2 separate regions of the Homo sapiens genome follow, and region 2 is linked to region 1. Evidence: chromatin contacts called from ENCODE Hi-C or POLR2A ChIA-PET data. All regions are on one chromosome and are shown on one strand. The core of a region is the stretch at or near the end of the contact, and the rest is flanking DNA. Distances in the headings are between cores, read along the strand shown.

Region 1 (7,724 bases), core at 2,906-5,405:
GCCTCTACTGAAAAATACAAAAATGAGCCAGGCATGGTGGCACATGTCTGTAATCCCAGCTACTCAGGAGGCTGAGGCATGAGAATCACTTAAACCCGGGAGGTAGAGGTTGCAGTGAGCTGAGATTGCGCCACAGCACTCCAGCCTGGGCAACAGAGCAATATTCTGTCTCAAAAAAAAAAAAAGTTGTTTTAATTTTCATTTCTTTAATATGAGTAAGCATAAGTATCTTTCCTTTTCCTATGTTTAAAAGCAATATTTTCTATTCCTTTTCTCTGAACTATCTGTTCATACCTTTTACCTACCTGTTTAAAAAAATTTTTAAATAGTTTTTGTACATATTTATGGGGTACATGTGCAATTTTGTTACATGCATAGAATGTGTAATGATAAAGTCAGGGTATTTAGGTTATCTATCACCCAAGTATTTATCATTTCTATGTGTTGGGTACATTTCAGGTCTTCTAGCTGTTTTGAAGAACACAATACATTTTTGTTAAATAGCAGTAAACACATCCAGTTAAACATAGTGGATTGATGATGCGTATTTATTTTTTTCTCCCTCGAACCCCATCTATATGGCAATAAGGAATAAAAAATGTATTAACCCAGAACATGAATAGGAATGAAAAGGAGACATTAGTGGCCCAGGGATTTCAGCAAGTTTTTAGAAAACAGGGACAGAAGGGGAAGTAGTAACTGACTTAACAGGGGGAGGAAGTTATGACCCAAATGTCTGCAGGGAATATTGATTTGATGACTAAAAGGTGAGCCCAGATTCTTCCATAGAAGAGATAGACACTAAAAATAAAGATATGGATGGAAATCTCCCACAGAGTAGAACAAAAGAGCCAAAAAGAGGGACAATAAGAGAAAAACAGAGAAAATTAGAAACTCAGTTTGGAAAGTATAACTTCTGACTAAGAGAAATTCCAGAAAGAGAAAAAAATGGAGGGGAGAGCCAAGTCTGGTGTCTCATTCCTGTAGTCCCAACAGTTTGGGAGGCCGAGGCAGGGGGATTGCTTGAGCCCAGGAGTTTGAGACCAGCTGGGCAACACAGTGAGACCCCATTTCTACAAAAAATAGAAAAATTACTCAGGCATGGTGGTATGCACCTGTAGTCCTAGCTACTCGGGAGGCTGAGGTGGCAGGATCACTTGAAGCTGCAGTGAGCCATGATCATGCCACTGCATTCCAGCCTGTGCAACATAGCACAACACTGTTTCAGGGGAAAAAAAAATAGGAGGGGAGAAAATTATCGAAAAAATAATACAAGAAAATTTCCTAGATTAGAGGGATATAAGTCTCCAGATTGAAAAGGCCCAGCTAACACAAGTGAGGAAAAGCCTCACTGAGGGGAGTCATCATCAAATACAACATTATGGATAAAGATGATAGCCTAAAAGTTTTCAAAGATTAAAAATAAAAAAAGAACAAGACACATATAAAGCAACAGGATTAAGAATGGCATTAGATGTCTTAAATCTGGATACTAGAAACAATAATGCAATGTTTTAAAAATTCTGAGAGAAATAATTTTCAGCCTAGATTTCTTTTTTTTTTTTTTTTTTGAAATGGAGGCTCCCTCTGTCGCTCAGGCTGGAGTGCAGTGGTGCAATCTTGGCTTACTGCAACCTCTGCCTCCTGGGTTCAAGTGATTATCCTGCCTCAGCCTCCCCGAGTAGCTGGGACTACAGGCATGTGCCACCATGCCCAGCTAATGTTTTTTTTGTATTTTTAGTAGAGACAAGGTTTCAGCATGTTGGCCAGGCTGGTCTCAAACACTTGACCTCAGGTGATCTGCCTGCCTCGACCTCCCAAAGTGCTGGGATTACAGGCATAAGACATGGCGCCTGGCCTTCAGCCTAGATTTCTATACCCTGCTAAACTATTAATCAAGTGTGAAAACAGTATAAATGCATATTTAGACATACAAGGACTAAATATATTTGCTTCTTTGCAACCTTTCTCAGGAATCTACAGAAAGATGTGCTGCACAGAGATGACAGAGTAAATCCACAATCTAGAAGTTTGAGACACAAGGTCCAGGGCACAGGGAATCCCAACCAGGTGTAGGATATAGGAAAGTTCAGTATGACAGCTGTGCAGTAGGCCTGGAGAGCACTGGTCCAGATCAGAGCTGAAGCCTTCAGGAGAAAAAAACAAAAGAGAACTCATGAACTTTTTTTTTTTTTTTAAGTTGTTGTTGTTTTTGTGAGATGGAGTTTTGCTCTTGTCACCCAAGCTAGAGTGCAATAGGGTTATTTCGGGTCACTGCAACCTCCACCTCCTAGGTTCAAGCAATTCTCCTGCCTCAGCCTCCAAAGTAGTGGGGATTACAGGTGCCTGCCACCACTCCTGGCTGATTTTTGTATTTTTAGTAGAGACGTGGTTTCTCCATGTTGGCCAGGCTGGTCTTGAACTCCTGACCTCAGGGTGATCTGCCTGCCTCAGCCTCCCAAGGTGCTGGGATTATGGGCATGAGCCACCATGCCTAGCCGAATTGTTATGTTACACATCTGGAAAAATCACTGCTGATTATTTTGTCTAATTTATTAACCACATAGGAAAAAATTAACAATATCTGCAAAGAAAGCTAATGAAAGGGGGGAAAAAATGAGGCAATTATTAGCTTCAGGAAATACCAAAAGAGGCTGGGTGCAGTCTCTTTTGGTATTTCCTTTATTATTTTATTTAAAAATAAACTTCTTCACTGTAGAGAAAGTGTAAATCAAATTATGTGGGAGTTTTAATGGGCCAGGCCTGAGAATAGCACACATCACATTTAATTGGCCAGAACTTGGTCTGAACTGTAAGGAAGGCTGGGAAATACTGTCTAGTTGTGTGTCCAGGAGCAGGAAGAAATAACGTTTTTGAGAGGAAGTAGCAATATCTGCCACAACAGGCAAAAAGTAGTTGTAGGCAGATGAAGAAGACCATCTCAGGTATTCATTTATTCAAGGAGCAAAACATATTTGTTCAGCAACTACTATTGACTAAGCTTGGTTCCAGGCATGGTGGATACAAGAGTGAACAAATAAAAGACTGCTCTTATGCAGTTTCTATTTAGTGGGGAACAGCAGGTGTAAGTTCCATGGGGGTTGGAACCTGCCCTTCTAGGCCAGTGTGGTTGGAATAGAGTTTTAACGAATTTTGCAGGAAGTAATAAGGACTTCATATTTGATTCTAAGAGCAATGAGACTCCATTAAATCGAGTATTAATCAGAAAGTGGCATGATCTGTTTTATTTATTTATTTATTTATTTATTTATTTTAATCTTTATATCTGAGACGGAGTTTCGCTGTTGTCGCCCAGGCTGGAGTGCAGTGGTGCCATCTCTCTCACTGCAACCCCTGCCTCCCGGGTTCAAGCGATTCTCCTGCCTCAGCCTCCCGAGTAGCTGGGACTACAGGCATGCGCCACCACGCCCGGCTAATTTTTTGTATTTTTATTAGAGACGGGGTTTCGCCATGTTGGCCAAGCTGGTCTCGAACTCCTGACCTCAGGTGATTCACCTGCCTCAGCCTCCCAAAGTGCTGGGATTACAGCGGGAGCCACCGCACCTGGCCGCATGATCTGTTTTAAATAATTACTCTGGCCACCTTATGGAAAATGGATTGTTCGGACAGAGCTGGACAAAAGAATGGAAACAGACCAGATATTTCAGGCAGGCTAGAGATGAGCGTGGCCTGGCCTTGCCTGGGGCGGTTGTGACTGACTGGATTGGGTGAAGGACAGGAAAGCTACAACAAGGGTGCCTATAGGTGTTCGTATTGAGTCACTGGGGGCACCCTAAATGGGAGTTACCTCAGTAGCAGTTTGAGACACCAGTCAGATAATGGATGTGAAAGCTTTTAGAAAGGTTGAACGGCGGCTGAAATCGCGTGTGTTCCATTTACAGATGGGAAACTGAGGCACGAGATACCAGAGGATGGAGTCAGGCCACGTTGTGCGCCACTCTCCCCGCTTAGGTGGGTGAGGAGACCGAGGTGTGTTGGGCCCCCGCTAAACACCAGCACCGACCTGAGCCCCGCCCAGACCCCTCCAGCCGGCTTTCCCTGTCCTCTGCTCGTGTGCCAATAAAGTTATTGAAATTGACACCGGTTGCTAAGGAAGTGGGTCGCCGAGCCAGGTTGCTAAGGAAGTGAGCGGCCACTGTCTCTCCCCATCCGGGGCAGCGGGGAATGGCTGAGCCAGGGGTTCGCCGCCCCCGCCGCCGCCGCCGCCGCCGCCGCCGCCGCCGCCGCCCGCTTTCGGCTCGGGCCTCAGGTGAGTCGGAGGGGCCGGGCGCCCACCGAGCAGGGCTAATCCTGTGGCCGCCTGGGGTTTTCCCTGCGACCTGCGCCCGCGCCTCTGCCTGGCTTTGCTGTCCCGCGAGCCGGAGCATCCTCTGCCCTGCCTCCTAGGCATCCTTTGGTAGTCCGGACGGCCTTGCCCCTCCTTCCCCTGGCAGGGTCGCGGCCCGACCCCCAGACACGGCCACCTTGGGTCGCAGCCCACCTGGGGGCCCTGAGGCGGTGGTCAGGGCCCCAGTTTGGGAGGAGGGCGGGGAAGCGAGAGCCTGGGGTCCGAACCTCGGCGCTGTGCTGGGCTTGCTGTGTGACCTTGGGCAAGTCTTTTCACCTCCCTGGCCTTAGCTGACCTGTTTATTCAATGGGGTCCTAACATTGCTGCTCAGAGTGGTAAAGATAATGAGAAGTGTATGTGAAAGTGCCCTAAATGGGGAGAGGGAGAATTCTTAGGGCACCCTAGATGGGAGACCAAGAGGGCAGTTTGAAGTCTGAGCGAGTTAGAGACGTGGCATTTCCACTTAGTAACTGTGTGGCCCTGGGCAAGTTAATTTCTCTGAGTCTTCTTTTCCTTATCTGTGAAATGAGGTAATAGACTACTGTGGAAATCAGTGAGACTGGGTATGTCAAGTAGCTTGGCACATAGTAAGTGCTCAACCAGCTATTATGAGGCGTCCAGGGTAGGAGGGCAAGACTTCCAGGAGGAGATGACTTTGGGACAGGTAAGGTGTAGGTGTGTAGAGTGCCAGCTCATATGGGTAGTCCTACTGCAATGCCAACCCCCAACCCCGGTTTTACTTCTCCATTCTGCTCAGAGCAAGGGAGGTACTTCTACAAGTAGTCCTGGGAAACTCTTTGAGGTCAACCCCTTGTAGATAGCTGGGGTCATGGTCTCATTTTCTACCTGGGCTTCGTTGACCCTTCCAGAAGAAAAAAGGCATCTTTGTGTCCTTTGGGAAGTGCTTAAAGCAGTAATAACTATTTACAAGCATATGATTAAGAAGCACTTTACCAGGCATATTATTTCATTTAATCTTTATGTAGACTTTGCCAGGTGCCTGGTGATGTCATCCTCATTTTGCCGATGAGGAAACTGAGGTTCAGAAAAGTAAAGGGAAGGACCTGCTTAAGAATCCTTTTTTTTTTTTTTTTTTTTGAGACAGAGTCTTAGTCTGTTGCCCAGGCTGGAGTGCAGTGGCGCGATCTCAGCTCACTGCAACCTCCGCCTCGTGTGTTCAAGCGATTCTCCTGCCTCAGCCTCCCGAGTAGCTGGGACTACAGATGTTCACCACCTCGTCCACTAATTTTTGTAGTTTTAGTAGAGACAAGGTTTCACCATGTTGGCCTGGCTGGTCTCGAACTCCTGGCCTCAAGTGATATACCTGCCTCGGCCTCCCAAAGTGCTAGGATTACATGCGTGAGCCACCACACCCAGTCATTGCCTAAGAATCTTGTATCTATTAAGTGATGGAAGTGGACGTGTTTCTAGGTAAATCCTGTATTTTATCCCCCATTCACTGTTGCCTCTGATTTTGCAACAGTTGCTATTATAAGGCCACAGGGGTATTCTTTTGTTACTTTTAACTGGCTAGAAGTTAAAAGGCAAGGAAACAAGATCTCAGGTAAAGCTTTATTTAAATAGATACCACCCAAAGTGAGGATCTCAGAAAATAGTTGGAATCTTTTTTTTTTTTTTTGAGACGGAGTTTTGCTGTTGTTGCCCAGGCTGGAGTGCAATGGTGCCATCTCAGCTCACTGCAACCTCCGCCTCCCTGGTTCAAGCAGTTCTCCTGCCTCAGCCTCCCAAGTAGCTGGGATTACAGGCATGTGCCACCATGCCCGGCTAATTTTGTATTTTTAGTAGAGATGGGGTTTCTCCATGTTGGTCAGGCTGGTCTCAAACTCCCGACCTCAGGTGATCGCCTGCCTTGGCCTCCCAAAGGACTGGGATTACAGGCATGAGCCACTGTGCCCAGCCTGAGAGCTGGAATCTTTAAAAGAGGGCTTCTCTGTCCCTCATTCCCTCCTCATTAAAATGAGGGGACTAGGCTAGATTATACTGAAGGCCCTTTCAGTGCTGTTATGCAGTTGTGGTTAAAAGCTTGCAATCAGACTACCTGGACTAAAATCTTGGCTCTGCCACTTCCAAGCTGTGTGCTACTGAGCAAAGAGGTGCTACTTTACCTCTGAAATGATGCTCAGTACCTCTGAAATGATGAGAGGACTTTTTGGTAAGGGGCTCTGTGAGGAAGAATTATTCATAGTTCATTTTGAACCCCTTGGTGGTATAGTTTCCTCATCTGTAAAATGGGGATAGTAATAGGCCTTATTACCTGTGGCCTTATTATCATGTATGGCTGTTCTGAGGATTTATTTGAACTTAATATATGTGAAGTGCCCAGCATATTTGGTAAACATTAGCTATCGTTATTTGGGTTTAACGTGGTGCTTGTGCTGTATTTTCCGTGTATGGTTGGTGAAAGAATAAATTAAAGTATGTGATAATACCAGGTCCGTCAACCATAATGTCATTGCAAGCATGAAACAGTAGCCATCATGGCATTATATAAATGTTGATATTTTTATACAGTTGGCCCCAGGAACCTGTAATCATGTGCCACAATGGGTTGCAAAGAAAGGTAAAGCTGTCCAGGCATGGTGGCTCACGGCTGTAATCCCAGCACTTTGGGAGGCCAAGACGGGTGGATCACGAGGTCAGGAGATCGAGACCATCCTGGCTAGCACAGTGAAACCCCATCTCTACTAAAAGAAAAAAAAAATTAGCTGGGCATGGTGGCGGGCGCCTGTAGTCCCAGCTACTCGGGAGGCTGAGGCAGGAGAATGGCGTGAACCGGGGAGGTGGAACTTGCAGTGAGCCAAGATTGCGCCACTGCACTCCAGCCTGGGCGACAGAGCAAGACTCCGTCTCAAAAAAAAAAAAAAAAAAAAAAAAAAGAAAGAAAGATGAAAGCTGATGGTAGGACGTTAGGTTTAGTAGCTCAACATCCAATTCAGTAAATATTTGCTAAATCCCCTTATGCTAGGCACATGGAGGATGTGGAGGTCAATCCCATCTCCATATCCTTCGAGGAACTCAGAGCTTAATTTGCAAATTACTGCATTTGACATCTTTAAATGAATTCATATCTTATGTTTGCCTTGGCTGCAGAGTGAAGCCACTGATTCTAATCTGTTTTGTTGTGTCCCTAGACTTCTGTTAGGTGCCTGGATTAGAAACCTCAGATTGCTTCCTAAGCCTTTTCATCCATTAATTCGCAAGTCCCTGAGAAAGACCCCGTCTTATGTAACAGAGAGTAGCAATACTTGACAATAACAATAAGGTGCCTAATGGCTTACAAAAATGCCTACACTTGCTTACACATGCTTTTACTCATTTAATCTTATCTGTGTCCCTTCAAGGAAGGTAAGGTGCA
Region 2 (7,536 bases), core at 3,749-6,248, 120 kb before region 1:
GTGGTGCCCTCAGCCCAGCACCTGACTCACTGCAAGTGCTCTGTGGACCGAAAGCTGCGGTTGAGATTTGGCCAGCCAAGGCCCAGCAGCTGCTGCACCCCTCCGAACCCCAACTAAGACCCAGTCTTCCCCTGTAGAGGGTAGGGGACTATGCTGTTGAGAAGACAAGGGAGGGGGAGCCTCATCTGCCCAGAGTCCTCCTGTCAGCCTGTCCAAGGTGGGCCTGGGGCTGGGGCTGGGGCTAGAGGCCTGGTGATCAGCCACCCTGCCTTTCTCTGCCCTTCCTCCCTCCCTCCCTCCACAGTTGTAGCCATGCTTGGGATGCTGTCGCCCTCCAGCCGGGGAGCTCTCATGACCACAGCCTGCTTCCTCTTCATGTTCATGGGGTAGGTGTGTCTGAGTGGGCTCCCGGGGGCGGCACAGGCCTCCTCCACACCAGCTAATGGGTCCCCTTGGTGTGGATCCCTGCCATTTTCCCACAGGGTGTTTGGCGGATTTTCTGCTGGCCGTCTGTACCGCACTTTAAAAGGCCATCGGTGGAAGAAAGGAGCCTTCTGTGTGAGTGTCCTAAACCTTCTCTTGTTTGGTGGGAAGCAGAGAAGCTTCTTCCTGGGCTCCTCAGGAGAAGGTAGGCAGGTCCTGGTGGGGATTTTTGGGCCAGAAGCTGAGCAGCAGCAAGACATAGCAGGAGCAGCACAGGTCCAAGGGCAGGAATCCCAGGCTGTTACCCACAGGCTCGCAGCAGAACCTCCCAGGGCCTCCACTGCCCCATTTGTAAAATGAGGGATTTGAACTTAGGTCATTTTTAGCTGACATTGTCTGATGGCTCAAGCAAGAGAAGAAATAGGGGATTCAGAATAACAAGATTTAGAATAGCAGGGCAGCTGAGAGAACACCCTGAGTAAAGAGGGAATTGCCTGCCTAAGCCTGAAGAGGCCAGACCCAAGTTCCTGTCAGCCCATTTTCCAGGCTGGTGCCTGCATTTCTCTTTGGTGAGGATTGCTGCCCTTCTCTGGCCTCCTGGAGGTAAGGAGAGTTCTTGGCAGCAGAAAAGCGCGTAGCAACCAGAGGGGGTCTCGAGATTGACCTCACCTCCCAGGGATCCCCGAGCCCCTTCTCCTAGAGCGAGTGAGTCTCTTAGAGGACTAGGAAGACTCTTGGGTGCCCACACTCAGAGAAGTCTCTGGGCCCAGGATTCTGAAGCCATTCTCACCGCTGTCAAAAGCTCAAGGAGAGCTCAGGCTGTATCAGTTCTGGCTGCGACGCTTCTGGCACAAAGTAAGCCCTCGGTAAAGAAAAGTTGTGACCGTGACTATTTTGGGAGGATCAAAGAAAGGTTCCTGAATTGTTTTTTGTTTTTTTATTGTTGTTGTTTGTTTTTGAGATGGAGTTTTGCTCTTGTTGCCCAGGCTGGAGTACAATGGCGCGATCTCGGATCACTGCAACCTCCACCTCCTGGGTTCAAGTTATTCTCCTGCCTCAGCCTCCCGAGTAGCTGGGATTACAGGCATGTGCCACCATGCCTGGCTAATTTTGTTTTTTTGTTTTTTTGTTTTTTTTTTTAGACGGAGTCTCGCTCTGTTGCCCAGGCTGGAGTGCAGTGGTGTGATCTTGGCTCACTGCAAGCTCTGCCTCCTGGGTTCACACTATTCTCCTGCCTCCACCTCCCGAGTAGCTGGGACTACAGGTGCCCACCACCACACCTGGCTAATTTTTTTTTTTTTTTGTATTTTTAGTAGAGATGGGGTTTCACCATGTTAGCCAGGATGGTCTCGATCTCCTGACCTCATGATCCGCCCGCCTCGGCCTCCCAAAGTGCTGGGATTATAGGCGTGAGCCACCACGCCCAGCCAACTTCCTGAATTCTTGATGATTTGAGCATTTTTCTCTGGCCACCATATGCCAAGAGCCAGGGATCTAGAGAGGAGTAAAACTCACCACTCCCTCCTGGCAAGATTCTTCCCTGGAGAGGTCACCAGATACCCTCCAGGATTTCCCTCGATGGATCCTACATCAAACCCAGTCTTTTTCCCCCAAACCACCCCTTGCATCTAGTGAGCCCATCATTGATCCAGGCCCCCCAAGCCAGAAACCTGAAGCTGCCTATCCTCCTCCTTCCTCATGCCTCATTCCTTCTCAGACATCAAGTGCTAAGGATCTTCCTACCAAATGTTCTGTGAATGTTCCGTGAATTCCACCCCCTCCCACCCCCATCTCTGCATCTTCAAGGATTCAGACATCTTTGCCTCTCACTTGGCCCTCTGTGGTCTCCCTACAAGATTCTGACCCTTCCCTGGTGCCTTTCCACAGGGGGTCATCTCCAACAGCCTGCAGCAGTGTGGGTGTACTCTCCTACGGCCTTGCCTGTGCCATCCCCTCTGCCTGGGCCACACCACCCTTTCTTCTCACCTGGCTGGTGTCACCTCATCCTTTAAGTCTTAGCTCCTGCATCAGTCCTCCAGAGGCTGCCGCCTCCCCCACCTCCTACCCCGAGCCTGGCAGAGCCCTCATGAGACCTAAGTAGCACTTGGCAGAGCTAAGTAGGGGCAGGTGTGTTGTTCTCTACATAGGGGTCTGCCTTTCTCCCTGGAGCTTTTTTTCCTACCTAGCACAGTGCCCAGTTAGTAAATTTCAGCCAGGAAGGCAGATGAGGAATTCTGTGCTACACAACAGAGTCATGCAGGAACACAAAGGAAGGGAGGAAGTGACCTTTGAGCCGGGCCTTGAGGAGGATTTCAGATGAAGGGACGCAGCCAGCAGTGGGGCCTAAGGTTCTGGAATGGCCTAGATCCCAGTCTGGCTCTGCATTGGTTGATAACTTTCAACAGCCCTCTGAGCTTCAGTTTCCCCATCTCTCCAATGAAGATAGCTAGGGTTAACTGCACATAAGGACCTTGGTATAGCATTAGCCCTCAGGAAATGGATCCTCTGAGGTGTTGATGACCTATGCAAAAAGGCCCAGAGACAGGAATGTGCAGGAACAGTGACCAGTTGTTGGGTGCAGGGCTGTGAGCCAAAGATGAAACTGGCAATGGAGGTTTGAGCATCAGGTTCCGGAGGGCCTTCGTCATTGTGGTTAGTGACCCACCTGGATGCTCAGGCTGCCACAGCAGTCCCTGGCCTGGTGATCAGTGTGGCAAGAAGGTTCATGCCGGTTGTGGTGGCTTGTGCCTCTAATCCCAGTCCTTTGGGAGGCCGAGGCAGGAGGATCACTTGAGCCCAGGAGTTTGAGATCAGCCTGGGCAACACAGTGAGACCCTGTCTCTACAAAAAATAAATTACTTGGATGTGGTGGCATGTGCCTGTAGTCCTCCTAATCAGGCAGGTGAGGTGGGAGGATCACTTGAGCCCAGGAGTTTGAGGCTGCGGTGAGCTATGATTGCACCACTGCACTCCAGCCTGAGTGACAGAGTGAGACCCTGTCTCTGAAGAAAATAGAAGAAAAAGTCTCAACTGTAACTCTGGTGCATTGACTAGACTAGAATCCCTGTGCCTATACCCCACCCAAGAGATTCTGACTGGCAAGAATACACTGCAGTAGGTCAGGAGCATGGGCTCTGGGGTCAGACTGCCTGCGTTTATACCTCTGCTGTACCTTCAGGAGGCTGGGTGACGTGGAGGTGGTGAGGGGTTGTCTTTAACATCGCCAGGCCTCAGTGTCCTCATTAAAAGGAATAATGGTAGACTTTCCTTCCAGACTTGCGTGAGGATTAGGTGAGACAAGGTACATAGGAACCCAGCATCTGCCACCCCAAGACTCAGAGCTTCACCATCCTTCTAGGCAGTTTGGGTTGGGGCCCAGACATACGTGTTTTGTTAAAGTTGTTTTTTAGGGTTTTTGTGTGTGTGTGAGACAGAGTCTTGCTCTATTACCCAGGCTGGAGTGCAGTGGCATGACTCGGCTCACTGCAACCTCTGCCTCCCGGGCTCAAGCAATCCATCTGTTTCAGCCTCCCAAGTAGCTGGGACCACAGGTGCGTACTACCACGCCTGGCTAATTTTTTGTAAAGACAGGGTTTCACCATGTTGCCCAGGCTGGTCTCAAACACCTGAGCTCAAGCGATTCTGGAGGTAATTTTTCTCCCCCTCAAAAAAAAAATTTTTTTACATATGTATATATTGGGTAGTTAACGTGTTCTTTTTTTCTTTTTTTTGAGACGGAATCTCGCTCTGTCGCGCAGGCTGGAGTGCAGTGGCACGATCTCTGCTCACTGCAACCTTTGCCTCCCGGGTTCAAGCAATTCTCCAGCCTCAGCCTCCCGAGTAGCTGAGACTACAGGCATGAGCCACCACACCGGCTATTTTTTGTATTTTTAGTAGAGACGGAGTTTCGCCATGTGGGCCAGGCTGGTCTCAAACTCCTGACCTCAGGTGATCCACCTACCTCGGCCTCCCAAAGTGCTGGGATTGCAGGCATGAGCCACCACGCCTGGCCAGAGTAGTTACCGTGTTCTCAGTGATGAGAGTACATCAGAGAACAAGGTAGACACACTCCTCCCAAGGAGCTCACAGTCTTTTGGGGATAGGCGGATATTGATCAGGTAGCCAAAATATGTAATTACGAACTGGGATGAGAGCAAGAAGGGGCAGTATTAGGGACCTGAGAGGGCATAGAACAGAGTCCTGCTCAGTCTGAGGGTCAGGGAATACTTTCTGGAAGGAATGATGCTTGAGCAGAGTCTGAAAGACAAGGAGGGCTTAAGAGCTTCTGGTCTGGGGGCCCCACCGGGACAGGTAGGGGAGGTCCCTGGATGCTGCTCCTCAACCCGGCCCCTCTTGCTCCAGACGGCAACTCTGTACCCTGGTGTGGTTTTTGGCATCTGCTTCGTATTGAATTGCTTCATTTGGGGAAAGCACTCATCAGGAGCGGTAAGTGCCTCCCCTACCCTTCCAGCCCCTCCCCAGCAAGCGAGGACCAGTTGCACTCAGCCCTACTCCCAAAAGCCACTTCCTGCCATTCCCTTCCCTTTTCTGAGTCCCCAGAGTTACGTTCCCAGCCATGAGGGCAGAGGGCCAGCTGGGGTTTCCCCAGCCCTGCCCTTGGTGTGTCATGCCCTGGCCCTGGCCTTCCTGTGAGATCTTTCAGTCAACTGACCCAAGCCCACTTCTCTAAAGGGAGGTTTCCACAGTCCAGCGGCCAACTGGGGAATTTCCCTTTGTCTTAACCAAGAGTGAGCTGCCCAGTGTGAGTTTATTAGGTCATTATCCCAAAGCAAGCCTGTCCTCCTCAGTGTCCCTGCCCCTCAGCACCAGCCCCTGCAGGTGGAGGAGAGAGGAAAGGAAGGATCAGGTTGTATTACCCTTAGAGCTGGGAATCCTGCCAGCCCCAGTCCAGTGTGTTACTAGCAGCTGTCCAAGACTCACTGAGGAGGATTTTGAACTCAGTTGTGGGGAGGGGGAGTGGGGTCTTGGTCAATTAGCAGGACTGCAGTTGAGATGTGGCAGGCATTTTGCTATCCTAGCCTTAGCACGTAGAGCCCTCTGCCCTCCACCTGGGGGTGGCGGTAAAGGTCCTTGCATGAGGCTTCACGTCCAGGCTTACAGAGGAGGGGTTTCTTTCCCAGCAACTTAGGAAGCCACCCTCAAGACACAGTCATGCCCTTCCTCTCACTTCACCTTTTTTATCCCTGTGTTCCTTCTCCCTTTGAGCATTTTCCTCCCAGTTACCAGCTGCTCATTATAAACATTCACTGTAGAAATTTTGGAAAGTGCAGAGAAGTTAAAGAAGAAATTTAAAATAACCCCAAATCTGCTCACCCAGAGATAAATACAATGTAGGTCTTTAATATATGTTGTCTTTTTTCCTTTTTATAGATATACTTACAAAAGAATTACATAATTTAAAATTTATAAAATAACAGCAAACATTTATATGATGCTTGCTTTGTAGTAATACTGTTCTAAACACTTTATATATATATTTCTTTTTATGTGATTCTTGTAAAAAGTAAGTGTAGAGAAGAGGATAAAGAAGAAAATGAAAAATCAGTTCTAATCCCCCATATCCCATCTAAGGAAGTATTGTTAGCTCTTTGGTATAGGCCTTTCCAGGCACAAATATAAATAGATACAGTTGTCCCTTGGTATTCATAGGGGATTGGTTCCAGGACCCCTGAAGATACCAAAATTCAAGGATGCTCGAGTCCCATATATAAAGTGGCATAGTGTTTACGTACACACATCCTGTATATTCTGACTCTTCTCTAGATTACTTAAAATACCTAATACAATGTAAATGCTATGTAAATAGTTGTTATACTATATTGTTTTTTAATTTGTATTGTTGTATTTTTTGTTTGTTTGTTTTGAGACAGGGTCTCACTCTGTTGCTCAGGCTGGAGTGCAGTGCTGTGGTCTCAGCTCACTGCAACCTCTGCCTCCCGGGCTCAAGTGGTCCTCCCACCTCAGCCCCACTGAGTAGCTGGGACTACAGGTGTCACCACCACACTCGGCAATTAAAAAAAAAAATTGTAGAGATACAGTCTCACTGTGTTGCCTAGGCTGGTCTCAAACTCCTGGGCTCAAGTGATCTGCCCACCTAGGCCTCCCAAAGTGCTGGGATTACAGGCGTGAGCCACTGTACCCAGCTTATTTTATTGTATTTTTTTTTTTCCTGGACATTTTCTTTTTTTTTTTTTTTGAGACGAAGTCTCACTCTCTCACTCTGTCACCCAGGCTGGAGTGGAGTGGCAAGGTCTCAGTTCACTGCAACCTCCACCTCCCAGGTTCAAATGATTCTCCTGCCTCAGCCTCCCAAGTAACTGGGATTACAGGTGCCCCCCACAGTGCCCGGCTAATTTTTTTTTTGTAATTTTAGTAGAGACTGGGTTTTACCATGTTGGCCAGGCTGATCTTGAACTCCTGACCTCAAGTGATCTGCCCACCTCAGCCTCCCAAACTGCTGGTATTACAGGCATGAGCCACTGCTCCCGGCCTTCCTGAACATTTTCTGTTTGCAGTTGATTAAATCCACAGATGCAGAACCCATGGATACAGAGGACCGACTATGTTGTGTTTTTATTAAAATGGAATCCTTCTATACACATAGTTTATAGCCTCCTTTTTACACTTAATAGTATATCATGTAGTTTTATTCTGACAAGATTGGGAGCACTTTGTACAGTGTTGTTTTTTCCCTTCTTTTCTTCACATAATGTGCCACATGTAATCTCTTCATTTTGACCTCTTCATCTCTTCACGTTCTCAGTCCACTCCTTCCTGTTCCTCCCCTACTTCCTCCCTGGATGGTGAGCTCCTCTGGGATGCTGAGGTGCCTTCTTCACTGGGAGTCCAGATCAGGGCTGGGGTCAGCCTCAAGAGATTCTGGCCAGGAGCCCTGTGGTGGGGGCAGGGAGTGTGCTTCTGCTGCACAAGTCGCCTCTCCTTCTGTGGAGCCCAGAAGGTCCCCTCCCCCTTGCGCAGCCCCCATCCCGGGCATCAGGGCCTCGTGGGGGCCTCATGGTGCCATGTCTACAGGTGCCCTTTCCCACCATGGTGGCTCTGCTGTGCATGTGGTTCGGGATCTCCCTGCCCCTC

The links. A loop is a pair of places that touch in the nucleus more often than their neighbours do. ChIA-PET counts read pairs that join two places held with the same protein, here RNA polymerase II (POLR2A). Pooled maps may share reads with other maps.
Region 2: a pooled map shows a loop between it and region 1 (2.4-fold over the local background). The contact joins the enhancer-like site here to the promoter of KIF3B in region 1. A Hi-C loop is called at or near these places in 3 of 50 pooled maps. POLR2A ChIA-PET finds 5 or more read pairs at or near these places in 2 of 52 experiments (Panc1 and activated naive CD4-positive, alpha-beta T cell).

Annotation. Positions count from the first base shown.
Region 1 is chr20:32,273,496-32,281,219 of GRCh38, forward strand. KIF3B (kinesin family member 3B) reads left to right here and starts at 4,156. Exons shown (of 9, transcript NM_004798.4): 1 at 4,156-4,270. LOC124904885 (a long non-coding RNA gene) reads right to left here and starts at 4,048. Exons shown (of 2, transcript XR_007067561.1): 1 at 3,809-4,048; 2 at 1,924-2,147. RefSeq lists enhancers at 3,912-3,961, 4,008-4,518 and silencers at 4,172-4,331, 4,352-4,531.
Region 2 is chr20:32,150,318-32,157,853 of GRCh38, forward strand. TM9SF4 (transmembrane 9 superfamily member 4) reads left to right here. Exons shown (of 18, transcript NM_014742.4): 11 at 305-386; 12 at 483-558; 13 at 4,786-4,869; 14 at 7,477-7,536. Among named protein-coding and RNA genes, the nearest start is that of TM9SF4, 44 kb to the left of the region's middle. RefSeq lists a silencer at 2,529-2,823 and an enhancer at 2,529-2,823. Within about 2 kb of position 4,999, at least 20 of the 41 ENCODE cell types and tissues checked have a DNase peak (open chromatin) inside an H3K27ac peak, as active enhancers do.